Linked DNA regions of Homo sapiens: region 1 is linked to region 2. Evidence: chromatin loops called from intact Hi-C (ENCODE). Cell type or tissue: PC-9. All regions are shown on one strand. Each heading gives the region's core, and the rest is flanking DNA. Links, peaks and the distances in the headings are about the cores only.

Region 1 (16,894 bases), core at 3,415-11,414, 79 kb before region 2:
ATGAAGCCAACCTAGATAGTGAGATATTTTAGACTTGGATGGGTCAGGGAGTGGAAGCAAGGTTCTTACCACAATGGGGGTGGTGGGTGGCCCTCAGCTTGAAGCTGCACCCAGCTCTTACTCTCTCCAAGGCCTAGATGTGGCTTCTCAATTAAATTTATTCACCAGCCTCTCCCCATCCTGGTTCTTGCAAACCAGAGAGGAGTTTTTATTACTTGAACAAATTTTGTTTTCCTTTTTGGAATAGACTATGATCCCCCTCAAGCTAAGAGGAAGTTTGGGGACTTGATCCATAATCATCTTAATCTAACAGACCCTCCCCATCCCACCACTACTCTACACTCACCTTATTAAGAATGGGAGTCTCCGAGTTTGGGTAGGGAGGGTGACAGAGCAGAAGAGAGAAACACAGGATGGGGAGTGGAGGCTAAAAGTCCTTACATTTGGTTGTCTTTGTTTTGTCTTTGGGTTGTTGTCAAGAAAGATTTATGTAATCATCTTGATTTATAAGACTTTTAGTATCACCGAGCAGTCTTTTTTATTACTTCCGTCTTCTACTGGCCTTTTCTGGGCCTCTTATATTTTCATCAAGCTATTGGCATTTTGTCCAAATCAATAGCAGTCAAAGATCTCTTCCTTCCATATGCAGGCACAGTGTATTTTACCTGGGATTGGAGATGAAGAATTATAGTCATTTAGAATCAAGAGAGAATTTGAGAGATAGCCTCTAGCCCAATCTTATTTTCATCTTGGCCTACAGACGTTGTAATGTAGCTGGTTAATGGCAGAGTTGAGACAAAGACCTAGGTCATCTCTTACTGAGTCCATTATTTTTTGCCATATTCTATACTGCATCACGCATTCTTTCATTCAATAGTTATATTTTAGACACATTGCTATGCACTGGGGGAAGAGCAACACAGACATGTTTCCTGTTCTTTTGATCCATAATGAAGGAGACACATAATTAAACATTCAGTGCAGTACAAAGTGAGGCACCTGATCCCATTAGTGGGAAGATCAGGGAGGACGTCTTGGGGGAAATGATGGTTAAACTAAGAATTGAATAGAAAGTAAGAGTGGGGGGAAGGGCAAAGAGCATCTCAGTAAGTGCAAAGAGCACATAGAAAGGCCCCAGACAGAAGAAAGTGGTGCATTTAAAGTATTGAAAAGAAATTCAGAGTTGTGGGGGTAAGCAGGGCTAGTTGAAGGAGGTCCTTGTAAGCCTTACTGAAGAGTGCCTGCTTTATTCTAAGGGCAGTGGGGAGCTGCTGAAAAGTTTAAGCAAGATTTTAACATGGACCAGAATTGCGTTTGAGAAGGTTCACTCTGACTGCCACATGGAGAATGGGTTGGAGGTGGGCAAGACCCAGGAAGAGAGACAAATTAGGAGGCCCTTGTGCTAACCCAGAGGAGATTGGATGGTGGCTTTGACCAAGTTTGTTGCGGAGGGGATGGAGATAAATGATCATATTTCAGAGGCATGGTATGCCTGTGATGGATTGACCATGGGAAGTGGTAAGCCACATGGGTGCCATACCCTGGGAAGGGCCCAAAGGCAGAGGATAAGGTCTGAGAGTGAGGAAGGAGATGATCATGGACATATTAATGCTGAAGTGCCTTTGGGACTCACACACACATCTGAAGTTGACATGCCAAGTAGATGCTTGTTGTGGGCTGAATTATGTCCTCTCAAATTCATATGTTGAAGCCTAACTCTCATCCCTCAGAATGTGACTATATTTAGAGATAGGGCCTTTAAAGAGGTGTTTAAGATAAAATGAGGCTGTTAGAGTGAGCCCTAATCTAATCTGACTGGTATCCTTATGAGTAGAGGAAATTTGGACACACAGAGAGACATCAGAGATGTGTGCACACAAAACAAAGACCACTGAGCACATATCCAGAAGGCAGCCATCTGCAAGCCAAGGAGAGAGGCCTCAGAAGAAACCAAACCTGTCAACACCTTGATCTTGGATTTCTAACCTCTGAAATGTGAGAAAATAAATTTCTGTTACGTAAACCACCCAGACTCTGGTATTGTGTTATGATAGCCCTAGCAAACTAATATAATGCCTCAGACAAATTAATAGCTTGCCTATTAATTTAACTAATTCTAACTAATTCTCCTTAAGTGGAGATACTCATAGACAGTGGGATATAGGGGTCTGCAGGAGGGCCTGAAGTTAGAACTTTGACATCCTTGGTGTATAGACATAATTGAGAGAGGATGGGATCATCCACAGTGCCTGGGTAGAAAAGAAAGGAGAGCCTAGGACTGAATTCTGAGAAGGGCCATCATTTCAGGGCCAGTCAGAGAGGTAGGGGGAAATCCAGATCCCCCAGGCCATGGGAACCCAGGGAAGGGAGTAATCAAGGGTGTCAGAGGCTGAGGGGCCAGGGAGAGCAAGGCCAGTGCTATGAACTGATTGTTTATGCCACCCCCCAACCCCCGCTAAATTTAAATTTATATGTCGAAGCCCTAACCCCCAATGTGATAGTATTTGGAGGTGGGGCTTTTGGGAGATAATTTGGTTTAGATGAGGTCATGAGGGCAGAGTCCCCATGATAGGATTAGTGTCCTTATAAGAAGAGAAAGAGAGGCCAGAGTTCTCTCTCTGCCATGTTGAGGACACAGGGAGAAGGCAGCTGTCTGCAAGCCAGGAAGAGAGACCTCACCAGACACTGAATAGGCCAACACCTTGACCTTGGACTTTCCAGCCTCCAGAATTGTGAAAAATTAAAGTCTGTTATTTAAGTCTATGGTATTTTGTTACAGTAGCCCAAGCAGACTAAGACAAAAGTCACCTTGGAGAGCACTTTCAGGGGAGTAGTAGTTTGGAAGTCAGACTGCTGGGGTTGAAGGACAGGAGGTGAAGAATTGGCAATGGTGGGATAGACATGGCTTCCACGAAGTTTAGCTAGGTAGAAAGATTGATATACAGAGCAGAACCCAGAGAGGGGCTGAGGAAGAATTTTATTTATTTATTTTTAACATGAGACCCTTGGGCAAGCCTATAGTCTGATGGGCAAGGGGCAGATTCACTGTTTCACTGGGAGGGGATAATCAGTGGATCCCCATTGCTGAGAAGGTCAGAGTTGAGGGCCCCACAGCACTGGTCAAGAGAGATAGACCTCGTCCAGAAGGAGGGCATGTGGAAGACCAGGTACAGATGCAGGGAGGCTGGTTAATGTGACAACAGGGGCTGGTGGAGCTGCCTTGTGGCTGCTCCCTTTCTCTCTCAGAATAAGGAGAGGTCTGCAGAGAGTAGGAGGGTGCTGGTCAGCAGGGACATCTTGCTACAGATTTGAGGAATATGCTGTCAGTCTTCTTGAGTAATGCAAGCTATGGAGGGAATGCACATCCAACTATCAGCCAGACCATTGCAATTGCTTAACAAACACAATAGAAAAGAATCTGATGAATAAAATTATTCTTATTTTTACAGATGGGAAATTTGGGAACCCAGAGGTCAAGATTCTACTGAAAGTTAAATAATTTGTAAGTACCTCAGGCTGGATTTAAGCCCAGGATCCTTAAAGCCTTAGCCCTTTGCCCTCAACACAGTGCCCTCCTTGGCCTGGAATGGATCTAACTAGTGGATGCCTCTGGCAGGTGAATAATTTGTCTATCCTTCAAACCTATGTGTGTTTGAAATTTATTCTGGGTTTATTTGGAGGAAGCATTGAGTTCTGTGTGCAGGAGGGGCAGAGTAGAAGGACCCTATAGTCCCAGACCTTCATAGCCATCTCAGTATAGTTAAAGGCCTTGGGTTAATTGAACTCACACTTCTTGAGAAGGCACTTCACAGGACCACCTCTGGAGTTTGCTGCCTGGCTGGGGGATGGGGAGTGGGTGTTTCCACACCCTGTCAACCTGGTGGCTTATCAATTACAGATGCTTCCTTATTTACAGATAGTCTAAGTTTGAAAGGTAGTTCCTAAGAACATTTGTGTATAAGTCCAACTAGGCATTTGTTAGACAAGCCACTGCCACACCATCTGTGGGATGGTTGTCCTCTCATGTGTAGCTTTGTTTCTGTCTAGGAAAGATTTAGAGTTGAGTAACATTTGTATTCCTTTCAGCCATGTTCATTGACCTCCCTAGGAGGAGTATGAAAAATTATTTTTTTCCCTACCTTATGTTTCCACCAACATTTTAGTGCTTTTGTGGCAGTTTAGCATTATGGATCAGCGTCCTGGGCAGTTGTCCAGTTGAACCATCCCCAAGTCAGCTTTGGCCTTATTGTGCCTCAGTTTCCCATAGGATGTCAGATAGTAGAGCTGACTTGTTTTGTGTACGCAGTTGATTCATTGCTGAAATCCTGTAATGCCTCATGCTGTAAGGACGCATCAAAGCTGTCATAACCATGTTTCTATGAATTACTCATGCTTTGTCACGCTACAGGACTATTCGTATGGAAAATGTTGAGGTGCTATCTTGATTATGTCTGAGAAAGTTTTCTTTTCTCCTCATGGATATTTCCACTACAATGAAATACCCACTTTTTGTGCCTAGCTGTTTTTAGGTCAGTTATGGGAAATGGCAATGGCAAATGCTCTAGGCCTGAAATAAATTAGGCAACAAATAATCAAAATCACAGAAAGGGAAAGCTAGGATAGTTTATTAATACATTCTTAGTGTCTCCCAGGGATCTCTGTTGGTAGAGGGGGACTGAATATCATAGGATGACCAGCCATCCTGTTTTGCCTTGACTGAAGGGTTTCCTGGGATGCCAGACTGTCAGTGCCAAAACCCAGAACATCCTGGGCAAATCAGGAAGTTACTCATCCTACTTTTAAATAAACTTTTAATTGTAGAATAGTTTTTGATTTACAGAAAAAGTGCAAAGATACAATAGAGAGTTTCCATGTACTCCACACCTAGCTTCTCCTATTATTAGTATCTTACATTAGTATGGTACGTTTGTCACAATTAATAAACCAATATTAACACATTATTATTAACTTATGTCCATACTTTATTCAGGTTTTCTTAGTTTTTATGCAATGTCCTTTTTCTGTTCCAGGATTCCATCAAGGATACCACATTATAATTAGTTGTAATGTTTCCTTAGGCTCCTCTTGGCCATGACAGTGTCTTAGACCTTCCTTGTTTTTGATGACCCTGACAGTTTTGAGTAGAACTGGTCAGGTATTTTGCAGAATGTCCCTCAGTTGGAATTTGTCTGATGTTTTTCTCATGATTAGACTGGGGTTATTGGTTTTGGAGAGGAAGACCACAGAGTAAGGTATCACCATGCTTATCATTGCTAATGTTAGCCTTGATCACATGGCTGATTAATGTTTGTTAGGTTTCTCCATTGTAACGTTACTTTTTTTTTTTTTTTTTTTTTTGAGACAGGGTATCAGTCTGTCACTCAGGCTAGAGTCCAGTGGCATGATCTTGACTCACTGCAGCCTTGACTTCCCGGGCTCCAGCAATCCTCCTCTCTCAGCCTCCCGAGTAGCCGGGACCACAGGCATACGCCACCAAGCCTGGCTAATTTTTGTATTTTTGGTAGAGACAAGGTTTCTCTGTGTTGCCCGGGCTGGTCTTAAACTCCTGAGCTCAAGCTATCTACCCACCTCGGCCTCCCAAAGTGTTGGGATTACAGTCGTCAGCCACTGTGCCCCGCCTAATATTACTCTCCCCTTCACTGCCCCCTGCCTTTTTTACACTCTACACTTTGAAAGGAAGTCACTATGTTACAGCCCACACTTAAGGAGTGGGAAGCTGTGCTCTACTTCTCTAACGAGAAGCATCTATGTAATAAATTATTTGGAATTTATTCTGCATGGGAGATTTGTCTATTCTTCCAAATTTATTTATTTATTCAATCATTTATTTATATCAGTATAGGCTCATGAATATTGATTGTCCAATAAAGTTGACCAATACAACTTTTATTTATTACGTTGCAGTTCCCTAATGGCAAATGATGTGGAACATCTTTTCATAAGCAGTAGTTTCCCCCTTATCCACAGTTTCACTTTCTGCAGCCTCAGTTACCCATAGTTGACCAAAGTCTGAAAATATTAAGTGAAAAATTCCAGAAATAAACAATTCATAAGTTTTAAATTGCGTGTTGTCCTGAGTAGTGTGACAAAATCTCATTCTGTCCTGCTCTGTCCCACCCAAGATGTGAATCATCCCTTCGTCCAGTGTCTTCACATCGTATATACCACCCGCCCATTAGTCACTTTGGAGCTATGTTGATTATTAGATAGAAAAAACATAGTATAATAGGGTTCCATACTATCCGTGGCTTCAGATATCCACTGGGGGTCTTGGAACATATGTTCCGTAGTTGAGGTGGGACCACTGTATTTATTTGTCATCTGTATACTTTCTTTGGTGAGGTGTCTGTTCAGATCTTTTGCCCTTTTTAAAAGTAGGGGTCAGCCGGGCGCAGTGGCTCATACCTGTAATCCCAGCACTTTGGGAGGCCGAGGCAGGCAGATCACGAGGTCAAGAGATTGAGACCATCCTGGCCAACATGGTGAAACCCCATCTCTACTAAAACTAGAAAAACTAGTTGGGCGCAGTGGCATGCATCTGTAATCCCAGCTACTCAGGAGGCTGAGGCAGGAGAATTGCTTAAACCTGAGAGGGGGAGGTTGCAGTGAGCCAAGATCATGCCATTGCATTCCAGCCTGGCAACAGACAGAGATTCCATCTCAAAGAAAAAAAGTAGGAGTTACCCTACTTTTGAGAGCAAACTGGACCTGAGACCAGTTTGGGGCATGTGGGAGGGGGACCTGGGAAACCTTGCCAACCCTAGATTCCTTCAACTGTGGCTTCTGAGACTTTCACCTTGGAAGCTCAGTCAACCCAAGTCTGAGTCATTCTGACAAGGGCAGGGTGGGGTTTGCAGGCAAATTCTGGATAGACCAAGATTGTGGCTCATTTAAGATCATTTGTCTCAGTTTCAACTTCTTTTCATACATTACTTAATGCTTCATGAAATAAACTAAAATATTTCACAAATGCATTTTTTCCCTATTGCCTTTGGCCATCATTTAGAACTAATTTTCATGGCATCAGTTTAAGGCACATGAATTTTATAGGACTGTGAATGTCTAGTTTCTAGGCTTTTCTACTTCATGAAGTCTTGAGCAAGGTGGGTTTGGATGAATGTGTAGACACGTGGAGACTTCCTTATCTTGGATGCAATTCTTTACTCCTTTTTTTTTTAAAAAAAAAAATAATAAAAAAGAAAAATTTGAGCAGGACCAGAGGATTTTTACTCATTTTTAAAGATAGGCCTGGCTGGGTGCAGTGGTTCATATCTGTAATCCCAGCACTTTGGGAGGCTGAGTCAGGAGGATTGCTTGAGCCCAGGAGTTCAAGACCAGCCTGGGCAACATAGGGAGACCTCTGTCTGTACAAAAAAGATAAAAAATAAAAAAATTAGCTGTTTGTGGTGGAGGCGCACACCTGTAGTCTCAGCTACTCAGGAGGCAGAGGCAGGAGGATCATTTGAGCCTGGGAGATCGAGGCTGTTACTGATCCAGGAAAAATGTCATGTATTGCTGTCATATGACAAAGATTGCTGTGTTCTTTGGTGTTTAGGCATCTCTGTTAATTTCTCTGCAGTTTACCTTTCTGAAGATCTTCTTAAAGTCAGAGACCCATTTTCTACTGTGGTAATGTACAAACATTAGTTTTTCTAAGGAAATGCTGCTACCTGTCAGCAAATTAGAATTTTGACAAGCTTATCTGGTGCAGCTGCAGGCGGTGCCACCACTAGGGGTCAGGCGACGTCCTGATAAAGGAAGCGCAGTCACGGGGAGGCGTGAGGCGGCGGAGAAGTGCCTGGCCAACTCACATTTTGGGAGAGAAAATGTGCACCATTCCTGGATGGAGCTGAAATGCAGGCATTCTAAGCTTTGGCACTGAGAGCTTTTTGTTTGTTTTGTTTTGTCTTTTGTGATTTGAATGCTAATTCTCTGAAGAGAGCCAGAGATTTTATGTCTGTCATTTTGCCTACAATTTCTCTTGTCTGTAGATTTTCAAATGTCATTTAATTTCTCCCTTACCAGCCCTGTCTGTCCATTCCTAGTGGATTTAGGGTGTAGAAAATTTCTGTATTCTCTCCGTTTTCAATAACGTTTTTATTCAGATGAATTCTGGATAAAATGAAACAGAGTCAAAGAATGGGAGGTCTGGGGAAGAGAGAGGAGGACACCCCTGGTCCTGTGTGGTCTCAGGAGGAGGTGATGGCAGGGATGGGGAATGAGTCTTTCCTCCTACCCAGATCAAAGAGCTCCGGGCACCTTTGAGCCCAGGTATCAATTCCAATTGGGGACAATATCAGGGCTCTCACCTGAGATATTGCTCCTTTATATTCGTATGCACCCAACGCACATTGCTACTCCATCTCTTTTTCTGCTGAGCCCTGATCAGCCTCGGAATGCTTCTCAACCAAGTGCTTCAGGAAGTCACTATTAGCTTTGCCATCATTCCTGGTTTGGCAATGCCTTGGTGTCAAAGACAAGTTTATGTTGAACTTGGCATCCATTACTCCTGCCTCTGTGGTGGTGATCATCGTTTGCAATTTAGACTTCTCCAGAAGTTTTTTGAAGATCTTCCTTAAAATGGGGTTGAGGTGTTATACAACAGCCAAGCTACAGACTGCTTTCAGGTACTGATTGGTTTCTGGCTAAACTGGTATTCCAGATAACAGTTACGGTGATTTTGCTAGAGATTTAGTCCAAAATATGCCTCCATTTTTCTCATAAGAATAGTGTCTGTACAGAGTAAAAACCTAAATTAGCAACTAAAGTTTACTAAGAAATGAGATGAACAACCTTACTAGCATTCAAAATTGCAAATTAAACAACACAAGATACCATTTTTTCCTTATCAAGTGGCAAAAACTAAAAAGATTAATGACATACAGTGCTAATAGAGGGAAAACAGGCCTTCTCATATACTGAAGGTAGGACTGAAAATTATTACTGCTCTTGGGGAGATAGTATAGTAATATTTATTAAAATTTTTAAAAATATTTTTTGCCCCAAATCTCATTTTGAGGAGTATATTTTTCAGATATGAAAGCTGTAGAACATAGAAATACGTAATTGAGATGATTTTTGCACATTTTTTAGTAGCAAAACAAAACAAAATTGAGATACAACTGAACTGTACTTCAATAGGATATATTTTGGTATAAATGTAATTTGGTATATTCATAATTCCAATTTAAATTAGTGTGTAGGAATGAATTAGATCTATATGAATTGTTCTAGAGGATCACCATAGTAAGTTGAATGAAAAAAAAAAAGAAATTGTGGAGTCTTAAACATAGTATGATTCAGTTTTTGTAAGAACAAAAAATTCAAACTCTTTAGGAATATCTGCTTGCATGCGAGCATGGAGAAAGGTATCGAGGGGATACTCACTAGACGTTCCACCCTTGGAGGGTGGAATAAGAGGAAGTAGGGGTGTGTGTGTGTGTGTGTGTGTGTGTGTGCATATGTGTGTGTTATGTGGTGGAAGTATTATGAATTTTTTCTTTAATGCATCTTAAAAAATGCATGTCAATATTTTTAAAATTTTTTAAAAAAGGACAAGGAAACATGGTCCCCAGAAGGTTAAGGCATTTGACCAAAGTCTTAACAACTAGTTAATGTCCCAGCGGGGCTACAATCCAGGTCTGCTGAGCACTGATTCCTTATGTTCATTCTCGGCACTGCTCACTATTGAAAAAAAAGGTAGCTGGCAAAATTCATTACTGCTTCTTCTATTTGATGTTTTCACACTTCCCTTTCCTTTTCTATTGAGTAGCCAAGCTAGGAGAGCAAGAGTTTTTAGTTGTAGCCAGATCCTCTGTGTTCATCCTTAGGCAGACAATTTCCTTTTGACTGGATAAGTTAATTTCCATGACTGAGTTAGCTATTCAATGGCAATCCCCAGAGTTAAAAGGATCGAGGAGGTGACTGAAGAGTTATAAATTTTCTCATTGTCCAGTCAAGATGTTCTCCTTGATCTGATGAATTTTCAGAAGCCAGCATTTTATTTCATTTCCAGTTTGACATAAAAGTTATTGTGTCCTTGGGGTTATAAGAAATACAATATCACCTGTGACCTTCCTTTTATACAGAAAACTCTCCAGAGACCTCAGGGAATTTACGCAGTTTAATTTGGGCTTTGTTCAGCCCTCTTTTAGCTAACATTAGCCTGTAGGACCTTTTCAACAGTTATTATTTAATCCAGGGAGAGACTGTTACCCATCAAATGGAACACATTGCTGAATCCACTTAGTTTTTTTCTTTTTATTCTTGTGGAAATGCTTTTTTCCTGACTTTCTTGACCTCTATCTAGAGTTTGGAAATATATAACTACAAAGTGTGGATCTGAGCCTGAAGGAACTATGAGGTGGTATGGTAGGCAGAATAACACCCGCCCAAAGCTGTCTAAGTCCTAAGTCTCTGAAATTTGTGAATACATTATCTTACTGGCAAAGGAACTTTGCAGATGTGATTTGGTTAAGGGCTTTGAGATAGGGACAGTATTCATTATTGGTGTGAGTTCAATCTAATCACATGGATCTTTAAAAGAAGAAATCCTTTCCCAGTTGTAGTCAGAAGGAGATGTGATTATGAAAGAATGTTCAGAGTTGCAACATTGCCAGCTCTGAAGATGGAGAAAGAGGCCACAAGCTAAGGAATGCAGAGGGCCTTTAGAAGCTGAGAAAGGAAATAAAACAAATCTTTTCCTAGAGCCTCTAGATGGAACACATCTTGATCATAGCACATGTTGCACTTGGAGAGACAGGGGGAGCCAGATGTGCTTCAGTGAGGGGTCTAGCTCTATTTCCCACTCCTCTTTCAGCTTTCCTCTCCTCCACATGGAGCGTCCTCAAGCTGACTTACCCCTATGGTTGCAAGATGATGGGCAGCAGTGACTGGGGCAATAAGTGTTCTTGTTTACATCCACAGGAAGGAAAAGAAAACCTCTCCTCCACCCATGAAATAAGGCATTCCCTGAAGTCTGATTAGGCCAAATTGGATCATACGCCCATCCCTAGACCAGCCCTGGGAATACCAGCTACTGATGGTTTAAGCCTATGTTCCTAAATCAGTTACTATCAGATGGTAGTGATGGGCTGTTCACATGGAGGAGGGGAAAATTGAAAGAAGAGTGGGAAATAGAGCTAGAACCTTCACCACAGCACATCTGGCTCATCCTGCCTCTCTCAAAGACTTATTAGGTAAAATAATGCAGTTCTATATTATTCAAACCAGTTGACTTGGGTTTTTCTATCACTTTCTGCCAAAAATATTCTACTAGCCATGTGCCCTCCACACACAGAGGCAACCCCTTCCCCTGGGGCTGCTTTGTTCTTTCATGGTACCTGCTTGGCTCCTGCAAGCCTTTCCGCTGATGACTTTCTGAACCTGACTGTATCCGATAAGACACTGCTTTCCTCCTGAGAGCCAGCTTCCAGGCCCAGGGCCAGGAGGCACTGCATGCCCTGTGCCTCTCCTCACTCCTACACCCACAGCTGGCATTGCTAATTGATCCTGGCGCTCCTTTTGCTGGGTTCACATGTGACCTCATGATACTCCACATTACACTCCAGGTAGCCACGACTGGTCAATTGGAGCTGGCACAGGTGATGATCCCTATTTGCCATATGAGTGTAACTACACATCATCTTTTTAAATTTTTCCTTTTTTAGTAGTTGCTTTGCCTGGTCAGTTCGTATTGAGATAATGACCAATTACAACTCTCAGGCCTCTCCTGCTCTCTCCATATTTCCCTAAGTCTGAGCTTGGTATAGCCTGTAGATAGCCAGCCAGAGGTGCCAGGACCTTGATGGCTAGTGTTAAAGCTTTAACCTCCACTACTCTGCCATTTCACTTTAAAATATTCTTTAGGGGTAATTTCCTTACTCTTCGCCTCTTAAATACTATATTTTTATGATGTCATTTACATTTTATAAAGGGAATTTAATTCACTAGAATTCCAGATTGAGGGAGTATTGCATCTTGGAGAAAAGTCACCAGAATAGGAGACATGGGACAGGTCCCAGAGGGAAGACAGTCACTTGTAAGGCTGTATGGCTTTTGGAAGGAGTCAGCGCATGAGCAGTATACCTCGGAGAGGGAGGAGTGGGAAAGCAGCGTGGTGGGCAGGGAACCATGTGGAGAAGAAGGTGATGAAATCTCTGACAGCTGCTCAGAAGCAGGACTCCGGTGAGGACAAACATCCAAGGAGGGCTTTTGGAGAATAGTCCTTCTGTGCATGCACTGTAATTCCCCTGATCTTGCCTTCTCACAAGACCCATTGAAAAGACCTCTGTTTTTTTTCTTATTTTATCTGGAAGCAAACTTGAGTTTCTTCCGGATACAATTCCACACTGTGACTCTAAGGTGGGAGCATGGAGGCCCAATTTTACTTAAGCTATTTTTGTAGCTTCTTTTATGGTATTATCTTTTAAATATATGAGCCCTCTTACTCTGTTTGTGTCTTCATAATCATGACTTGTTTTTAAAATTTTGTGCTACTCACTTTTAGCTCATGTCCACATTTTTCTTAGTTGTCTTAGTCCCTTTGGGCTTCTGTCACAAAGTACCATAGACTAGCTGGCTTATAAATAACAGAAATGTATTTCTTGCCATTCTGGAGGCTGGAAGTCCAAGATCAAGGTGCCAGCAGATTCAGTGTCGATGAGAGCCTGCTTCCTGCTTCATAGATGATAGAAGTGCAAAGCCAGCTGTCTGGGCCTTTTTTATGATACTGATCCCATTCATGAATGCTCTGCCCTCATGATCATTTCAATTCCCAAAGGCCCCACCTCCTAATATTATCACAGTGATAATTGGGTTTTCAACACATGAATTTGAGAGAAACACATTCAGTTCCTAGCATTAGCTTGCTTATATTTATTTCATCTCATTCTCTCTCATAGCTTTTATTTTTGTTTCCCCTGTCCAATTTATTATAGTTTTTTGTCTTTTTATAACTTTTAACCATCTTTTAAATTTCTCTTATTTATTTCTCTTTTTACTGTTGAGTTACAACTCTCGGCTTATTCAGTGGCAAAGCAGGAAGAGATGGCACTGAGGCATCTTGATCCTGAAGGATCTTTTAATTCCTCTTAGCAGTCTTAACATTTTTTCCATCAGCCCCTGCTATAGTTTGAATGTTTGTGTTCTCTTTAAAATCCATGTTGAAACTTGATCTCCAATATGACAGTGGTAAGAGGTAGGGCCTTATATTTGAGAGCACTACAGGGTGAGTACACTCAATAATAATGTATTGTATATTTAAAATAACTAAAATAGTATAATTGAAATGTTCCTAACACAAAGAAATGATAAATGCTTGGGGTGATGGATACCCCAATTACCCTTATGTGATTATTACATATTATATGTCTGTATCAAAACATCACACATACCCCACATAAATGTATGTACTTACTACATACCCATAAAAAAAAAAAAGACGTGGGGCCTTTAGGAGATGATTAAGTCATCAGGGCTCTGCCCTCATGGGATTCATGACCTTGTAAACAAGCTGGAGAGAATGCTAGGCCCCTTTTTTGCCCTCTGCCCTTCTACCATGTGAGGACACAGCATTTGTCGACTCTGAAGGATGCAGCAACAAGGCACCATCTTGTGGCAGAGACCAGGGCCGTACATTAGAGCAGTCCAGGTGAACTGCTATAACATTAAACCTTCGATCTGAGAATTCAGGAAACTCACTAACTCTTCCCTAATGCTGATCATGAAGACTGGTGTAAATAAATGTATGTCAAATTCTGGAATGGGGTTTCCTTCTTAGTTCAAACACTCTACTATCACTTTTTGTGGAATTAACTTAGGTATTTGGAAGAAGGTTGCAGTCACAGGTAGGAAATCAAGTCATAAGTAAGGAAACAAAAGGCAGAAGCTGAGCTGTGGAACTGGCCAGCTCACTGGAAGAAGAAAACAGCTAGGAGGTTACCCCTGGGCACAGGGCAAATCCTGGTGATACTGGACATTAGCTTTATGCCCCTGTGACCAACAGGCCCCATATGACAATGTTCCTGGAGCTGCTGGCTATTTCTGCTCAGACAAGGATTAGTTCAGGGGCTGGGCTGAGTTTAGCCACCACAGGGAAGGACACTTGCCCCCTGATCCCCACTAAGAGAGGGGAACACTTCCAGCAGGATTCTGCTTTGCCCTTTTCTGCCTTGTCATGGGCAGTGAGTACCTGATGTGTGACAAGAAGGGAATACAATATGGCTGCTTACAAGTAAGATTTTTGTAAATAGGAGGAATGCCTGCATTTATAAAGCTGACCTCTTACAGAGATTTAATAGAATTCAAAATAGGAAAAAATATCATTCCTTGAGAATGTACTATTTTTGTTAAAAAAAAAACTTTAAAAAGATTTTTCTTCTCTCTGAAGTCTTGACTAATATTAATTGGCACCTTCTAACTTGGTCAGCCAACAGCTGCTCTCCTTCTTCCCACTCTGGATAACAGGCATTTCACTGCCTTTTACATTTTAATCTTGGGAAGACGGATATAGGCCAAATGATTCTTCTTCAGCCTTTGATGCCAAGTATTTATTTAAAATATGAGGTCATCAAGATTAAATGCAAAACCTTACTGTACTTCTTTACCTCCATAAGGATGGCTAAATTTAAGTGGCTTTGTGCTTGGAGCCACTAACAATGAAACTCGCAGGGACTTATTCCCTCTGTCCTTGTCTTTAAGAGATTGGCAATATATTGTAAATACCTGTGTCACTATGAACTAACGAGAATGAAATTCTGGAACCACTGCAGGGTGGCTGGCTGTTTCCCCCACCACCATCAGATTCCTGTCCCAGGGATTCACCCAGTCCTCCCTTAAAGTCAGTTGGCCTTTTTCTGTTATCACTGTTGTGAGGTTCATGGAACTAGGAAGATGAATTTAATGCAGTGGCTCTTGATCATTTAGGAGGTAATGCACATTCTGAGGATTTGATGAAAACTAGATTTTCCTCCAGGAAAATTTACAAAACGTACAAACATTTCAAATGCTGTATACAGTTTCAGGCTTTTTCCAATCCTTGAAGCCCATCCCATGACCTCAGATTAAAAATAATCAATAAAGGAAGATACTATTGGCATAATGTTAATTTTCATAGGTATTGTATCAATCACGTTTTAATCAGAGAAACAGAACAAGTAGGAGAATAAGGAAATATATTACAAGGAATTGGTATATGTGATTATGGGGGCTGGCTAGGCAAGTGTGAAATCCACAGGGCTGGCTGTCATGAAGGGTAGGCTGGAACTCTTGGGCACAGGGTGAAGCTGCTGTCTACAGGTGGAATTTCTTGTTCTTTCAGGAAGTCTTAGCTCTGTTCTTATGCCTTTCAACTGAGTGAATCGGGCCCACTCAGATTATCTGGGATAGATTATCTAGGATAATCTCCCTTAAAATCTAGTGACTATGGACTTAAATTACCCCTACAGATTAGACGTGATTAAAGTCCACCTAAATTAGTGTTTGAATAACAGGACCGTGGTGTAGCCAAGCTGACACACAAAACTGACATTCACAAGTATAGTGGTATTATGCTTATGTAAAAATTATTTTTGTTCTTAGAAGATAAATATTGAAGGTAAAGTGTTATAACGTCTGCAATTTATGCTCACTGAGTTTACCAACGTACATATGGTGAGAGCAAACATGGCAAAATGTTAGTAACTGCAACACAGATGGAGGTATCTGAGGTTTCCCTGTATTATTCTTTCAATTTTTCTGTATGCTTGAAGGTTTTCATAGTAAAATTTGTGAACTAAAGTAGCCCCAGTCTCCTGCCTGACACAGCGTCTGTTAGCTCATAGCATACATTCAGTAAGCGTTTCATGAATTAAACAGAATAAGGGGCAGCATTTCACTCACAACCAAAGAGCTCAGCAGGATAATATTGTCACAGTTGTAACAATAAGAGATCTCCAGCTGCCTGTCCTCTATACTTGTTCAAATAATTCCATTGATAAATAAGAATAGTAAGGCATTTTTATTTATTTTTTTTATGTATTTTGAGATGAAGTCTCGCTCTGTCACCCAGGCTGGAGTGCAGTGGCGTCATCTCGGGACACTCCAACCTCCACCTCCCAGGTTCAAGCAATTCTTGTGCCTCAGCCTCCCAAGTAGCTGGGATTAGAGGGGTGTGCAACCAAGCCCAGCTAATTTCTGTATTTCTAGTAGAGATGGGGTTTTGTCATGTTGCCCAGTCTGATCTCGAACTCCTGACCTCAAGTGATCCACCTGCCTCGGCCTCCCAAAGTGCTGGGATTACAGGCATGCACCCCCGTGCCTGGCCAGGAAGGCATTTTTAAATATTATTTTTAAATATTCTTTTTCTTCTTCTTCTTCTTCTTCTTCTTCCTCTTCCTCTTCTTCTTTCTTCTTCTTCTTCCTCTTCTTCTGTTCTTCTTCTTCCTCTTCTTCCTCTTCCTCCTCTTCCTCTTATTCCTCTTCCTCTTCTTCCTCTTCTTCCTCTTCCTCCTCTTCTTCCTCTTCCTCTTCCTCTCCGTCTCCTTCTCCTCCTCCTTCTCCTTCTCCTCCTTCTCCTTCTTCTTCTTCTTCTTCCTCTTCTTCTCTTTTCTCTTCTCTTCTGTTTTTTCTTCTCCTTCTTCTCCTTCTCCTCCTCCTCCTCCTCTTCCTCCTCCTCCTCCTTCTTCTTCTTCTCGCTCTGTCACAACAGCTGGAGTGGAGTGGAGTGGTGCAATCTTGGCTCACTGCAACCTCTGGCTCCCAGGTTCAAACGATTCTTCTGCCTCAGCCTTCGGAGTAGCTGCGACTACAGGCATGGGCCACCACGCCCCGCTGATTTTTGTATTTGTAGTAGAAACAGGGTTTCACTGTGTTGGTCAGGCTGGTCTCGAACTTC
Region 2 (15,957 bases), core at 7,958-15,957:
AGGCTTGCCATTGTTCCTGCACGGCTAAGTGCCCGGGTTCGTCCTAATTGAGCTGAACACTAGTCACTGGGTTCTACGGTTCTCTTCCGTGACCCACGGCTTCTAGTAGAGCTATAATGCTCACCACATGGCCCAAGATTCCATTCCTTGGAATCCGTGAGGCCAAGAACCCCAGGTCAGAGAACACGAGGCTTGCTGCCATCTTGTAAGCAGCCCACCGCCATTTTGGAAGCAGCCCACCACCATCTTGGGAGCTCTGGGAGCAAGGACCCCCCAGTAACATTTTGGCAACCACAAAGGGACCTCCAAAGTGGTGAGTAATATTGGACCACTTTCACTTGCTCTTCTGTCCTATCCTTCCTTAGAATTGGAGGAAAATACCAGGGACCTGTCAGCCAGTTAAAAACAATTAGCATGGCCGCCAGACTTAAGACTCATGTGTGAAGCTATCTGGGGAAGGGCTTTCTAACAATCCCCAACCCTTCTGAGTTGGGAACATTGGTCTGCCTGGAGCCAGCTTCCACTTTCAGTTTTCCTGGGGAAGCCAAGGGCCGACTAGAGGCAGAAAGCAGTCATCCCAAACTCCCGGCATTAGCTGGTTGAGATCATGGCGCAGCCAGAAGTCTCTACTCAACAGTCGCCCATGCGGGCGCTCCTACCTTTCCTTCTGACCCATACCTCCTGGGTCCTGACCATGACTTTCTTGAAAGTGTAGTCCCAAAATTCTCCTTACCTCTGAATCTACTTCCTCTGATCCCTGCCTCCTAGGTACTAATGGTTCAGACTTTCCTTTCCTCTAGCAAGTTGTAACTCCAAAGGGATCTAAGGAAGCTCTACACTGTGTCCTTAGGCATCTAGGCTATAAACCCAGGGAGTCTTATCCCTGGTGTCCCTCCCAATTTAGGTATACAGCTCTCAACATGGGCTGTATACCTGCCCCAAGTTTGTAATGGCTAAGAGAGAGAGACAGAGAGGAGAGAGAGAGACAGAGAAGAGAGACAGAGAGAAAAAGAGGGAGTCAAAGAGAGAGAAATATAGAAATAGTAAAAAAAAAAAAAAAAAAAAAAAAAAGTGTGCCCTATTCCTTTAAAAGCCAGGGTAAATTTAAAACCTATAATTGATAATTGAAGGTCTTCTCCATGAGCCTATAACACTCCAACACTACCTTGTTGTCAGTGTAAACAAAGGCATAGCTTGAAAATACTGAGACCACTGACAACCCGTAGCCTTCCTATGACAAATCCTTAACCCAGTAACCCGCAGATGGCCCTGGCCCAAATGCATTCAATCTGTAGCGGCAACTGCTTTGCTAACAGAAGAAAGTAGAAAAGTAACTTTTAGAGGAAACCTCATGTGAGCACACCTCACCAGTTCAGAATTATTCTAAGCCAAAAAAAGCAAAAAGGTAGCTTACTAACTCAAAAATCTTAAAGTATAGGGTTAGTCTGTTAGAAAAAGGTAATATAACACTAACCACTGATAATTCCCTTAACCCAGCAGATTTCCTTACAGGTGATTTAAATCTTAATTACCATACAAAGGTCTGACCAGACCTAGGAAGAGCTCCCTTCAGGACAGGATGATAGATGGTTCCTCCCAGATGATTGAGGAAAAAACCACAATGGGTATTCAATAATTGATAGGGAGACTCTTGTGCAAGCAGAATTAGGAGAATTGCCTAATAATTGGTCTACTCAAACTTTCGAAATGTTTGCACTCAGCCAAGCCTTAAAGTACTTACAAAATCAAAAAGACTATCTCAATCCTGACTCAAAAGGTTACCTACACCCTCTCTGAAACGAATTTGCATAAGAACTGTTGTTTATGGGAGTGCATCTTGATGGGGCAGCTGGTTTGTTAGGAAATACTCAGGAACCCAGCCCAGCTCTAGAACTCACCCCTGAGCACAAAGGCAATGTTGGGCACGCTGTTAAAGGAGCACTAGAATCCAGTAGCCTGGACCCCTTTCTTTGCGGTCAAGAAAGGTGGGAAAAGGGGTGCAGGACTGCTACATCAGTGAGTGTAAATAATCCGATAAGCAGAGGTCCATGGGTGGTTACGCACCCTGGAAAGGAATAAGCATTAGGACCATAGAGGACACTCTATGACTAATGCTCATCGGAAAATGACTAGGGGTGCTGGCATCCCTATGTTCTTTTTCCCCACAAGGCAAAAACGCCCCTAAGATGTATTCTGGAGAATTGGGTCCAATTTGACCCTCAGACGCTAAGAAAGAAATGACTTATATTCTTCTGCAGTACCGCCTGGCCATGATATCCTCTTCAAGAGTGAGAAACCTGGCCTCCTGAGGGAAGTATGAATTATAACACCATCTTACAGCTAGACCTCCTTTGTAGAAAAGAAGGCAAATGGAGTGAAGTGCCATATGTACAAACTTTCTTTTCATTAAGAGACAACTCGCAATTATGTAAAAAGTGTGATTTATGCCCCACAGGAAGCCCTCAGACTCTACCTCCCTACCCCAGCATCCCCTCGACTCCTTCCCCAACTAATAAGGACCCCCCACTTCAACCCAAACGGTCCAAAAAGAGATAGACAAAGGGGTAAACAATGAATCAAAGAGTACCAATATTCCCCAATTATGCCCCCTCCAAGCAGTGGGAGGAGGAAAATTCAGCCCAGCCAGAATGAATGTAACTTTTTCTCTCTCAGACTTGAAGCAAATTAAAAGAGACCTAGGTAAATTCTCAGATAACCCTGACGTCTATACTGATGTTCTACAAGGGTTAGGACAATCCTTTGATCTGACATGGAGATATATAATGTTACTGCTAAATCAGACACTAACCCAAATGAGAAAAGTGCCGCTGTAACTGCAGCCCGAGAGATTGGCATTCTCTGGTATCTCAGTCAGGTCAATGGTAGGATGACAACAGAGGAAAGAGAACGATTCCCCACAGGCACGCAGGCAGTTCCCAGTGTAGACTCTCATTGGGACACAAAATCAGAACATGGAGATTGGTGCCGCAGACATTTGCTAACTTGCGTGCTAGAAGGACTAAGGAAAACTAGGAAGAAGCCTATGAATTACTCAATGATGTCCACTATAACACAGGGAAAGGAAGAAAATCCTACTGCCTTTCTGGAGAGACTAAGGGAGGCATTGAGAAAGCATACCTGTCTGTCACCTGACTCTGTTGAAGGCCAACTAATCTTAAAGGATAAGTTTATCACTCAGTCAGCTGCAGACATTAGAAAAAAACTTCAAAAGTTTGCCTTAGGCCCAGAACAAAACTTAGAAACCCTACTGAACTTGGCAACCTCGGTTTTTTATAATAGAGATCAGGAGGAGCAGGCGGAATGGGACAAACGGGATAAAAAAAAAGGCCACCACTTCAGTCATGGCCCTCAGGCAAGCAGACTTTGGAGGCTCTGGAAAAGGGAAAAGCTGGGCAAATCAAATGCCTAATAGGGCTTGCTTCCAGTGCAGTCTACAAGGACACTTTAAAAAAGATTGTCCAAATAGAAATAAGCCACCCCCTTGTCCATGACCCTTATGTCAAGGGAATCACTGGAAGGCCCACTGCCCCAGGGAATGAAGGTCCTCTGAGTCAGAAGCCACTAACCAGATGATCCAGCAGCAGGACTGAGGGTGCCCGGGGCAAGCGCCAGCCCATGCCATCGCCCTCACGGAGCCCCGGGTATGCTTGACCATTGAGGGCCACGAGGTTAACTGTCTCCTGGACACTGGTGCGGCCTTCTCAGTTTTACTCTCCTGTTCCGGACAACTGTCCTCCAGATCTGTCACTATCTGAGGGGTCCTAGGACAGCCAGTCACTAGATACTTCTCCCAGCCACTAAGTTGTGACTGGGGAACTTTACTCTTTTCACATGCTTTTCTAACTATGCCTAAAAGCCCCACTACCTTGTTAAGGAGAGACATTCTAGCAAAAGCAGGAGCCATTATACACCTGAACATAGGAGAAGGAACACCCGTTTGTTGTCCCCTGCTTGAGGAAGGAATTAATCCTGAAGTCTGGGCAACAGAAGGAAAATATGGACGAGCAAAGAATGGCCATCCCATTCAAATTAAACTAAAGGATTCTGCCTCCTTTCTCTACCAAGGCAGTACCCCCTTAGACCTGAGGCCCAACAAGGACTCCAAAAAATTGTTAAGGAACTAAAAGCCTAAGGCCTGGTAAAACCATGCAATAGCTCCTGCAATACTCCAATTTTAGGAGTACAGAAACCCAATGGACAGTGGAGGTTAGTGCAAGATCTCAGGATTATCAATGAGGCCATTGTTCCTCTATACCCAGCTGTACCTAACCCTTATACTCTGCTTTCCCAAATACCAGAGGAAGCAGAGTGGTTTACAGTCCTGGACCTTAAGGATGCCTTTTCCTGCATCCCTGTGCATCTTGACTCTCAATTCTTATTTGCCTTTGAAGATCCTTCGAACCCAATATCTCAACTCACCTGGACTGTTTTACCCCAAGGGTTCAGGGATAGCCCCCATCTATTTGGCCAGGCATTAGCCCAAGACTTGAGCCAGTTCTCATACCAGGACACTCTTGTCCTTCAGTACATGGATGATTTACTTTTAGCCGCCTGTTCAGAAACCTTGTGCCATCAAGCCACCCGAGCGCTCTTAAATTTCCTTGCCACCTGTGGTTTCCAAACCAAAGGCTCAGCTCTGCTCACAGCAGGTTAAATACTTAGGGCTAAAATTATCCAAAGGTACCAGGGCCCTCAGTGAGGAATGTATCCAGCCTATACTGGCTTATCCTCATCCCGAAACCCTAACGCGACTAAGAGGGTTCTTTGGCATAACAGGCTTCTGCTGAATATGGATTCCCAGGTATGGCAAAATAGCCAAGCCATTATATACACTAATTAAGGAAACTCAGAAAGCCAATACTCATTTAGTAAGATGGACACCTGAAGCAGAATCGGCTTTCTAGGCCCTAAAGAAGGTCCTAACCCAAGCCACAGTGTTAAGCTTGCCAATGGGGCAAGACTTTTCTTTATATGTCACAGAAAAAAACAGGAATAGCTCTAGGGGTCCTTACACAGGTCTGAGGGATGAGCTTGCAACCTGTGGCATACCTGAGTAAGGAAATCAATGTAGTGGCAAAAGGTTGGCCTCATTGTTTATGGGTAGTGGTGGCAGTAGCAGTCTTAGTATCTGAAGCAGTTAAAATAATACAGGGAAGAGATGTTACTGTGTGGACATCTCATGATGTGAACGGCATACTCACTGCTAAAGGAGACTTGTGGCTGTCAGACAACCATTTACTTAAATATCAGGCTCTATTACTTGAAAGGCCAGTGCTGCAACTGTGCACTTGTGCAACTCTTAACCCAGCCACATTTCTTCCAGACAATGAAGAAAAGATAGAACATAACTGTCAACAAGTAATTGCTCAAACCTACACCACTCGAGGGGACCTTCTAGAGATTCCCTTGACTGATCCAGACCTCAACTTGTATACTGATGGAAGTTCCTTTGTAGAAAAAGAACTTCGAAAAGCGGGGTATACAGTGGTCAGTGATAATGGAATACTTGAAAGTAATTCTCTCACTCCAGGAACTAGTGCTCAGCTGGCAGAACTAATAGCCCTCACTTGGGCACTAGAATTAGGAGAAGGAAAAAGGGTAAATATATATACAGACTCTACGTATGCTTGCCTACATGCCCATACAACAATATGGAAAGAAAGGGAATTCCTAACTTCTGAGGGAACATCTATCAAATATCAGGAAGCCATTAGGAGATTATTATTGGTGGTACAGAAATCTAAAGAGGTGACAGTCTTACACTGCCAGGGTCATCAGAAAGAAAAGGAAAGGGAAATAGAAGGGAACCGCCAAGTGGATATTGAAGCAACAAGAGCCACAAGACAGGACCCTCCATTAAAAATGCTTATAGAAGGACCCCTAGTATGAGGTAATCCCCTCTGGAAAACCAAGCCCCAGTACTCAGAAGAAGAAATAGAATGGGGAACCTCAGGAGCACATAGTTTCCTCCCCTCAGGATGGCTAGCCACCAAAGAAGGAAAAATACTTTTGCCTGCAGCTAACCAATGGAGATTACTTAAAACCCTTCCCCAAACCTTTTACTTAGGCATTGATAGCACCCATCAGATGGCCAAATCATTATTTACCGGGCCAGGCCTTTTCAAAACTATCAGGCAGATAGTCAGGGCCTGTAAAGTGTGCCAAAGAAATAATCCCCTGCACTGCAGGTCATACATTTCAATCCCTGTATCTTTAACGTCCTTGTTAAGTTTGACTCTTCCAGAATCAAAGCTGTAAAACTACAAATCGTTCTTCAAATGGAGCCCCAGATGCAGTCCATGACTAAGATCTACCGCAGACCCCTGGACCGGCTTGCTAGCCCATGCTCCAATGTTAATGACATCGAAGGCACCCCTCCCAAGGAAATCTCAACTGCACAACCCCTATTATACCCCAATTCAGCAGGAAGCAGTTAGAGTGGTCATTGGCCAACCTCCCCAACAGCACTTGGGTTTTCCTGTTGAGAGGGGGTACTGAGAGACAGGACTAGCTGGATTTCCTAGGTCGACTAAGAATCCCTAAGCCTAGCTGGGAAGGTGACTGCATCCACCTTTAAACACAGGGCTTGCAACTTAGCTCACACCTGACCAATCAGGTAGTAAAGGGAGCGCACTAAAATGCTAATTAGGCAAAAACAGGAGGTAAAGAAATAGCCAATCATCTATTGCCTGAGAGCACAGCAGGAGGGACAATGATCAGGATATAAACCCAGGCATTCGAGCTGGCAATGGCTACCCTCTTTGGGTCCCCTCCCTTTGTATGGGAGCTCTGTTTTCATTCTATTAAATCTTGAAACTGCAGGGAAAAAAAAAAGTCCAATAGAAAAACAAGCACACGACCTGAACAAACACTTTCACAAAGAAGAGAGCAAAATGACCAAAAACATATGAAAAGGTGCTCAAATTTATTAGTCACCAGAGAAATGCAAATTGAAGCCACAATGTATTGTATCACAATGTAATACAATATACCCACCAGAATAGCGAAGATGCAGGCAATAATGTGGAACAATGGAAAACCCTCACACACTTTCAGGTAGTTTAAATAGGTACAAATAGCCTTTCAACATGTGCTAATTTATGACCACAATATTTCTTCTCTATTCACTTTCACTAGATTGTGCAACCCTTCCTACCCCCATACGTATCAAGAATTTCAAGACAAATATCAGAGTGTTAAGTTCTATTCAGGTCTAAAATTGTATCCATGTGAGAGATGTTAATGGGTTAGGGAACTGGGGTTGTGTGGACACCTAGCCACTGCCTGGTGAGCATTCCCCCCCCCTTTTTTTTTTTTCCTGCTCTGTGATACATTTCTAAGAAAATCAGAGTCTGATTTTAATCCTGAGGCTGTGGTATTTTCTATAGTAGGAGCAAGCAATCTTAAAGCAAGTGGGTCTGCAAGCCAGCTGGGGCAGCACCACAAATCCAGGAACTTCTATGTGTGGCTTCAGACATCTCTATGGTTTCCACCTGGCTGGCTTCCTAGCCCTCTGTTTGCATGCGCTCCTGTGCCTCTTACAGCCTGCTTCTGGTTTGGGATTCGGGTCTTGGCTCTTGCAACTAGACTCTCACTTGCCTGCTGCCTGCTCCAGGCTCTGCCTCAGCCTTAGCTCTGCCTTGCAGGCATCATCATCATCTATGTGTAACTCCAAAGTACTGGGCATGGAAAATCAAAGCAGGACTAGGAGTGTTCACATTGAGGTGTGGTCAAATATTTCATGGGGTGGGAGGGCAGGAGGAGAGCTTAATCAGGGCACAGAGGTCCAGGTAGCTGAAGTGAACATTCTTGTCAGCCCAATATCCGGTCACTTTTCTTGTAACAACACACTGATTATCCTTAAGGAAATGTTGCTTCTGCTCTCTCAGTTAATATGATTTGGATAAAGCTAAATCCATCCCCAGTTCCAGGATGCTGAGGTGACTACAGACTGGCCAAACAGAACATTATGTTTCCCTGGCCACAGAAATGGATGCAGACATGGCCATGTGACTCAGAGCCTTGGTAATATAGTTGGGGGAGAATTGCTTTTTCTGCAGGGAAGTCTGAGAAGAGAGAATGAAAGTGTAGGATTTGGCTAGTAGACATGGCCATCTTGCTGGTAGGAATGGATACTCGCCTTAGAAAAAGACAAACTGCAGAACAGAGACAGAAGAGAGACCAGGCCCCAATGACAATGTTGGAACTCCTCAGTCCATCTGTGTGGAAAGGCAGGACTACCTCCAAACTTGTCAATTATGTGAGTCAACTAATGTTCTTTTTGTTTAAGCCAATTCAAATCGGGTTTCTGCTACCAAATAAGTCTAATTCCACAGGCAGGACTATCAGGGGTTTTCAAAAATAGTTTCTGTAGGGAGGCACAGATTCAAGGAAGGCATCTGAGGCAGCACCATGAGTGAGAAAGGAGATAAAGTGGGCAGAACCATGGGCCCCGACTCTGCTTTATCCACATCAGCTTTGTGTGTATCTGTTGTACATGTTGGGATTCCACATGAAATTTCATGTGAAAACTAGATTTTGCTGGTAAAAAATCTGCAAACCCACTGGGTGAGATAACTGAGGAACAAGAAGAAGAAACACCAGAATGTGATTTTTTTCCCAGAAAGAAGTTTATTTTTATTTACCTGTTGTGTAACATATTTTAATGATAGCTTCCCAATACTTAAAGGCTTTTCTGATGTGATTGGTGGTGATAGTAACTACTGTGAGTTTTTTGATATTATAAAATATGATGATTTAATTTTCATAATACATTGAATCAATATACTTCAAATGACTAATGCATGGGGAAGATCCATTCAAAGTGTAAGATACACCAATGGATTTTAATGAAACAGATTTGAAAAGTTCACTGATACAGTTTCAGGTTCTACTTTGCGACTAACCCTTAATACATTACCCCTTGTAGAGTTTTGGTGTAGTATCAAAGAAGAATAGCCACAAAGCTATTAAAATTCTTCCTCCCTTTTTCAACTAAATATATATGTGAAGTCAACTTTTCTTCATATATTTCAGCCTAAACAATGTATCACAGCAGATTGACTGCAGAGGCAGATATGAGAATACAGCTGTCTCATATTAAGCTGGCCATTAAACAAATGTACAGAAATGTAAAATAATGCCACTCTTTTTACTATTTTTTTCTTGGAAAATATAATTGTTTTCCATAAAATACTATTTCAGGTAAATATATAATAGGTTTTGTTGTTATTTTAAATAAATAGATAAATACTTAACAATTTTTCAGTTTTAATTTCTAATAGGATAAATATTAACAGGTGTGACCCAGATAAACCAAAGTACTTTGACGTCCTTAATTTTTAGGTGCATAAAGGGGTCCTGAGATAAAAAAGTTTAAGAACCACTAGACTAGTGGATAGTTAGGTATTTAACACATAAGCATACAAATAAGGATGTAATTGTAAACCTGGGTGTATTAGTCCATTTTCATACTACTATGAAGAAATACCTGAGTCTGAGTAATTTATAAAGAAAAAGAGGTATAATGGATTCAGTTACACGTGTCTGAGGAGGTCTCACAATCATGGCATAAGGCAAAGGAGGGGAAATGACACATCTTATGTGGTGGTAGCAGGCAAGACAGCGTGTGCAGAAGTGCCCTTTGTAAAACCATCAGATTGGCTGGGTGCATTGGCTCATGCCTGTAATCCCAGCACTTTGGGAGACCGAGGCAGGCAGATCACTTGAGGTCAGGAGTTCGAGACCAGCCTGACCAACATGGAGAAACCCCAACTCAACTAAAAATACAAACTTAGCCGGGTGTGGTGGCACATGCCTGTAATCCCAGCTACTCAGGAGGCTGAGGCAGGAGAATCGCTTGAACCCGGGAGGCAGAGGTTGCCGTGAGCCAAGATCATGCCTTTGCACTCCAGCCTGGGAAACAAGAGTGAAACTCCATCTCAAAAAATAAACCAAAAAAACCATCAGATTTTGTGAGACTTATTCACTATCACGAGAACAGCATGGGAAAACCCACCCCCATGATTCAATTACCTCCCGCCGGGTCCCTCCCACAACATGTGGGGATTATGGGAGCTATAATTCATGATGAGATTTGGGTGGGGACACAGCCAAACCATAACACTCAATGAGTGATATAAAGGAAAAGAACAAGGTGCTAAGAGAGATGAACCAGGAGACCTAATTTAGATGGGGGATGGTGTCAGAGATGGTGCTACTAAAGAAGTGGTTTTTAAGCTGTTCTGAAGCAGGAGATGGGGGTAAAGATTGTTGTGGGCAGTGGGAACAGCAGGAAAAAGCCCCCGAAGTGGGAACAAGCTTGGTTTGGGTGGAGCATGGTGGTGAGAGGAGAGTGGCATGAGAGGAGTCTGGCAGGATATGAAGCAGGGGCTAAACCTTGCAGGCTCTTGTAAATCATGTGAAGATTTTGGCATTTTTGTCCTAAGTGCATAGAAATGATCATAATATGGATTACTCTAACATAATTCATCAGGCTTGAATTTTTTAAAGATAATCAAGATTCAATTTTTTTTTTAAAAGATAATTGATTGCTGTGTGGTGCTGTGTGGAAAAGGGATTGGAAGGGGACAAGAGAGAAGGTGAGGAGAGCAGTCGGACGGCTATTGTAATAGTCCAGGTGAGAGATAGTGGTACCTGTATCATGGAGACAGCAGTGCAAATGGAGCTATTTCAGAGCTATTAATACCACTTACAGGTTTTGCTGCTGCATTGGAGTGGAAGAGGGGATGACTCCTAGGTCAGAGCAATCCTATACACTATGCTTAGTGACACCAATCCTAAGTATCACCAAAACTAAATACCCATTACATCAATCTGTATAAATATTTTAGGTTTGTAGGCGTGTGTGCCTATATATATGCATGTGATTAAATTGCCCACGTTTACTTTTAGTTATGTGGTTATGAAATTTAAAAAGTCACTCTCATAGCACCACCTTGTGGACAGTAATAAAAAGTGTGTGTGTGTGTGTGTGTGTGTGTGTGTGTGTGCGCGCGCGCGCACGCGCGCACGCATTGTTGGATTCAATCACTAGGAGAAAACACAATACAAGTTCTCCAGAAAGTTTACCAGTTATCAGCCACCCCAAGTCCTTCTTGGAAGGAGAGGGGATAGGAATACATTCGGAAGAGTTAAAGTTAAACTGGCTATTCTGAAAATAACAGGTTAAATTCATTCAGACTAGATCCTCTCTGGTTGATTTTAACATAGTCATTGACTAAAAGTATCATTTATTCAGATAGCCCCTGACAACCCATAATAATACTTTTTGTTTTTTTGCCGAAATATGTTTTTTTCAGTGCATTTACCACTTATCTTCATCAGATTACGGGAAGCATTTTTGTATAAATATCAAGCCTGATGGAAATGGATTTATCTTAATTCCTCACTTAAGTTCCGAACTCACCTAGAATTGCATCCTCTGAGACTGGGCTTTTCTTTTTTCTTTTTTTTTTTTTTTCCGAGACGGAGTCTCACTCTGTCGCCCAGGCTGGAGTGCAGTGGTGCGTTCTGGGCTCACTGCAACCTCCGCCTCCCGGGTTCAAGCAATTCTCTGCCTCAGCCTCCCGAGTAGCTGGGATTACAGGTGCCCACCACCACGCCTGGCTAATTTTTGTATTTTTAGCAGATACGGGGTTTCACCATCTTGGCCAGGCTGGTCTGGAACTCCTGACCTCATGATCCACCCGCCTCAGCCTCCCAAAGTGCTGGGATTACAGGTGTGAGCCACTGCGCCCAGCCCTTCTTTTTCCCTTTTTTTTTTTTTTTTGAGACTGGGCTTTTCTTGCCGCCATCTTGAATCTGATTTGGTTTTCTCTGTTGCGCTTTTTTGCTGGCGTCATTTTCCTCACACCTTAGCTCATCATTCTATCCTGTTCTATTGCTCTGGGCTTCTCAGGAGACCTCTTTCCTTCACAAGACTGGCTTCTCCAGGTGTTAGAAAGTGTCTCTACATGTGAAGCAGATCCCTCTCTTAATTTCCCAAACAAAGCACAGGGAATATCAGGCTAGAATGTTTAACATCTTAATTTAAACACAAAGGAATTACAATGCAGGAAAACCTAAAATGTTACTTCTCCTGATCGTGTCTCTGCTTTAAGAAGCCCCTTGGACTTCTGACAACTTGCCGTTCTCTGTCACTTGGCTGTGTTCCCTAAATGTTGGTCCAGGCCCTGTGCAAGGCTCCCAGCTCTGGCAGCAGCATTAGGGTGGGGAGAGCCTTTCTTCCCTCTCCTTAGGCGTCCTCCTTCCTGTTCCCACGATGATTGATGGAAGAAATGCCTGCCCTTACCTACAGGGCATGGTTTCTAGACACAGTTCAATTCTCATTTTTCTCCTCTGTCTCTGGCTATTTCTTCTGCGCCTGCTTTCCAGGCTCTTCGCACACTGCCTGACTGCTGACACGAGAATTCCTAAGGGCTCAGCATTAGGCCCAGCTATCTTCTTGCTTCATACTCTCCTTGGGCAGTCTTACCCCAGGCCACCATGTTACTTACCCTTAGTGACTCCCAGGTGTATTTATTTCTCTGGTCCAAACCTCTCCATTGATTTCCAGATCCTTATTTCTGATCCATTAATCTACCTTTCCACTTGAATGTTTCATGTCTAAGACTAGATGTGTGATTTCTTGCCCTCAAAATCTGGTATGTTTTGAGTGTTTCCAAGTTCTGTGAAGGTACAACCTTCCATCCAGTTATCAAATCAGAAACCTAGAAGTCATCCTTGATCCTTCTTTCTTTCTTCCTCATCTCCCTCCCCATGCAACCTATTTCAGCCTTCTCCATTTTACCTACCAAGAGGTGTCTCCTGAGAGGCCCACTTCAGTCTACTTTAATTGCCTCCATTCTGTTCTGACCATCTCTTGTCCACACCACTGCCTAACTAACTAGTCTCCGCATGCCTAACTGGTCTCTGCATGCACTTGGGGCTCTCTCCAATCCATGTTCTACTCTGAGGCATGTGTTCAAAATGCAAATCTTACCAGGCCACTTAAAACCTTTCCAAGGTTTCTCACACCTTATAGTCTACACTGCCTTGCGGTGGCCCCACCTTTTGCTCCAGCTGCTTCACAACCACTCTTTAGCCCCACAGGCTTTTCTGTTCCTCAGGCGCATTCACCACAGGGCTTCACATCTGCTTGCCCTTCTTCCCCTTACCCTGTTATCTCTATGCAGCCTTCTTACTTCAGCTAACCATCTCTTCCTCAGACATGCCTTTTCCTTTTCTTTCAGTTCTTTATTATAAGATTGACGCACCCAAAATCTCTTCCCTTAGTTTTCAAGTTTATCTTTATTAAAGTGCTTTTTGATTAATTGCCATCTCCTCAGAAGAGCCTAAGTTTCATAAGAAAAGAGGGTGTGCCACATCTGATTTTGCTCGCTGTGCTGATTTTCCCCAGCATCAAGCATAGTGCCTGGCACATAGGGCATGTTAAAAAACATTGAATGGCCAGGCATGGTAGCTCATGCCTGAATCCCAGCACTTCGGGAGGCCAAGCGGGCAGATCACTTGAGGTCATGAGTTAAAGACCAGCCTGGCCAACATGGTGAAACCCAATTTCTACCAAAAAATACAAACAAATTAGCCAGAGTGGTTGTGTGCACCTGTAGTCCCAGCTACTTGGGAGGCTGAGGCACAAGAATCGCTTGAACCCGGGAGGTGGAGGTTACAGTGAGCCAAGGTCACACCAGTGCACTCCAGCCTGGGCGACAGAGTGAGACTCCATCTCAAAAATAAAAATAAAAATAAAATAAAAAACATTGAATGAATGAATGAATGAATGATTATGTCTCTAAGGCCCTGACAAGGGAATTACAACCATTAACAGAAAATGCAGGCCCAGGTGTGGCTGAAGAGTGCCCACAGCCTGGACAGCTCAGGTCCAGTCTCAGCCAGTTGCTATTCAGGGTTATTTCCACAGTGTGAAGTGAAGGGAATCTTAGGCCTCCCCCAACCTGGCCTGCTCCTACGGGTCTTGTGACATTGGTGAGAATGTTCTTGGAAAAATGATTCACACATCTTGTCTAAGAGCAAACAATAATTCGGGGGAATGTTCCAGTCTAAGTTGATATTTGAAAGAGGAAAATAGTTGCCATCGCCTCAAGGGTTCATTCCCACTAAAGACACAGTCAGTTTAGATGACTAGTCAGAAAAATTAATATCCCCGTCTTCAAGCAAACAGCTTTCTTCTGCTTTGTATTTGAGAAGCTGAAAAAAAAGTCATTTTTCTCAAAACAAAGTTTAAAAGTGAACTAATGGCTCTGAGAAACTTCCAGTTATTTTTATTTTTTTATTTTATTTTATTTTATTTTTTTTGAGACGGAGTCTCGCTGTCGCCCAGGTTGGAGTGCAGTGGCGTGATCTCGGCTCACTGCAGGCTCCGCCTCCTGGGTTCACGCCATTCTCCTGCCTCAGCCTTTTGAGTAACTGGGACTACAGGTGCCCGCCACCTCGCCTGGCTAATTTTTTGTATTTTTAGTAGAGATGGGGTTTCACCGTGTTAGCCAGGATGGTCTCGATCTCCTGACCTCGTGATCCGCCCACCTCGGCCTTCCAAAGTGCTGGGATTACAGGCGTGAGCCACCGCGCCCAGCCACTTCCAGTTATTTTTAAATAACATGTCTCCACTCTGAAGAAAAAAATCAAGTATTACCGGGTACCCTGTTTATAAGATAAAATAACTTATTTTCACTGAACATTGATATACAAAGTAATTAATAGTTTTATATATCAAAATTATACTTTTACATCTAAAACGTAGGTACTTAATCTTTCCTCCATTATTTTACTTATTTATAGACTTGTTCCAGGAATAATTTAACCCAAATTACAATACCATATAAAATATGGCAAACTAACATAAATTATAAACAAATTAAAAATTCAAAGGAGGAATAAGGGAAGGAACATAAAATGGATACAAGAATGAGGTCAATTTAAAAGTTGGCTTTTGTAAGGACCGATACACTACCCGACAGTCATCCTGCTTTTCTTCCTTCTACAAAACCCTGATTTTGTTCTAATATCAAGTGCCCTGTTCTCAGACTCAGAGGATGAACCATGATGATCTGAGTCATGGATCCCCTAGCTAGACAGCTCTTGTTAAAAGGAATATCTTTATTGTTTGCGACTTTTCGTGAGATCTCTTACTTGCAGCTGAGCAGTTCCTTACTAATGCACTGGTGTGTTTTTTAATTCAGCTCTAAGCAGTCAACTCCAAAAGAGACATTCAGTAAGAAACAATGTAGTGTCCATAAAACAAAAAACAGGCCCGCACCTCAGGAAAAGCACAATGTAAGTAAGATTAAGACCACATAAGCCCAAAGTCTGTAGGGATCCACTTATTTGTCCAGTGTATTTAAAATCCCCAGTGAAAACACCAATGATAAAGATACTATAATCCGCAATTCAAGCCTAATTGCCTTTCTCTTCTGACATAATTTATTATTCACCTTGAAGTTTCATTTCCTACATGGTCCTTAAGTTAAAACATTATTCTTTGAGCCAAATGCAAATGCATTTAATAAATGAATTTGAATGAATGCAGAAAGATTGTTCTTTGGAAACTAACCTTGGGATTGTGAATACAGTGCCCTAAGTCTGTGAGGTGGCAGATTAGCGGGGTGGCTGGCGGTGTCTACATTATTCTCGTGTACTTCTTTTAGAAGGAATATGTGTTTACTCTGTGTATCTCTTCAGAAAGAACATAGGCATTTAACAGGACAGGGAAAGAGTATATTCTAAAAAGAATTGTTTTCCCCTTTGAATAATGACACAAGAGATTTTATTTTTATATATAATTTTATGTAGAAATCAGAATTTTTCTCAGTTTGTCTGTTTGTGTATTTATATCCAGCATTGAAGAAAAGAAACAAACATACTGCTAATAAAAAGAATGTCTCCTTGTGGCTACTG

Evidence for each region. Hi-C counts contacts between places; a loop is a spot of excess contacts. Peaks named below come from ENCODE experiments on the same cell type or tissue, not always from the same donor. Only the 100,000 strongest peaks of a DNase experiment are listed, where the experiment ranks them.
Region 1: a loop joins it to region 2, with 9 times the contacts of the local background. A loop is called at or near these places in 74 of 110 quality-filtered maps.

What each region holds. Positions count from the first base shown.
Region 1 is chr3:150,780,204-150,797,097 of GRCh38, forward strand. No RefSeq gene overlaps it. Among named protein-coding and RNA genes, the nearest start is that of SIAH2, 25 kb to the left of the region's middle. RefSeq lists a silencer at 7,801-7,860. In PC-9, for the core only: a CTCF peak has its summit at 7,776 (motif pointing right); a DNase peak (open chromatin) is centred at 6,718; H3K27ac peaks cover 1,157 bases.
Region 2 is chr3:150,854,496-150,870,452 of GRCh38, forward strand. MINDY4B (MINDY family member 4B) reads right to left here. Exons shown (of 12, transcript NM_001351281.2): 12 at 15,881-15,957. Among named protein-coding and RNA genes, the nearest start is that of MINDY4B, 43 kb to the right of the region's middle. In PC-9, for the core only: CTCF peaks have their summits at 11,006 (motif pointing left) and 11,207; a DNase peak (open chromatin) is centred at 10,976.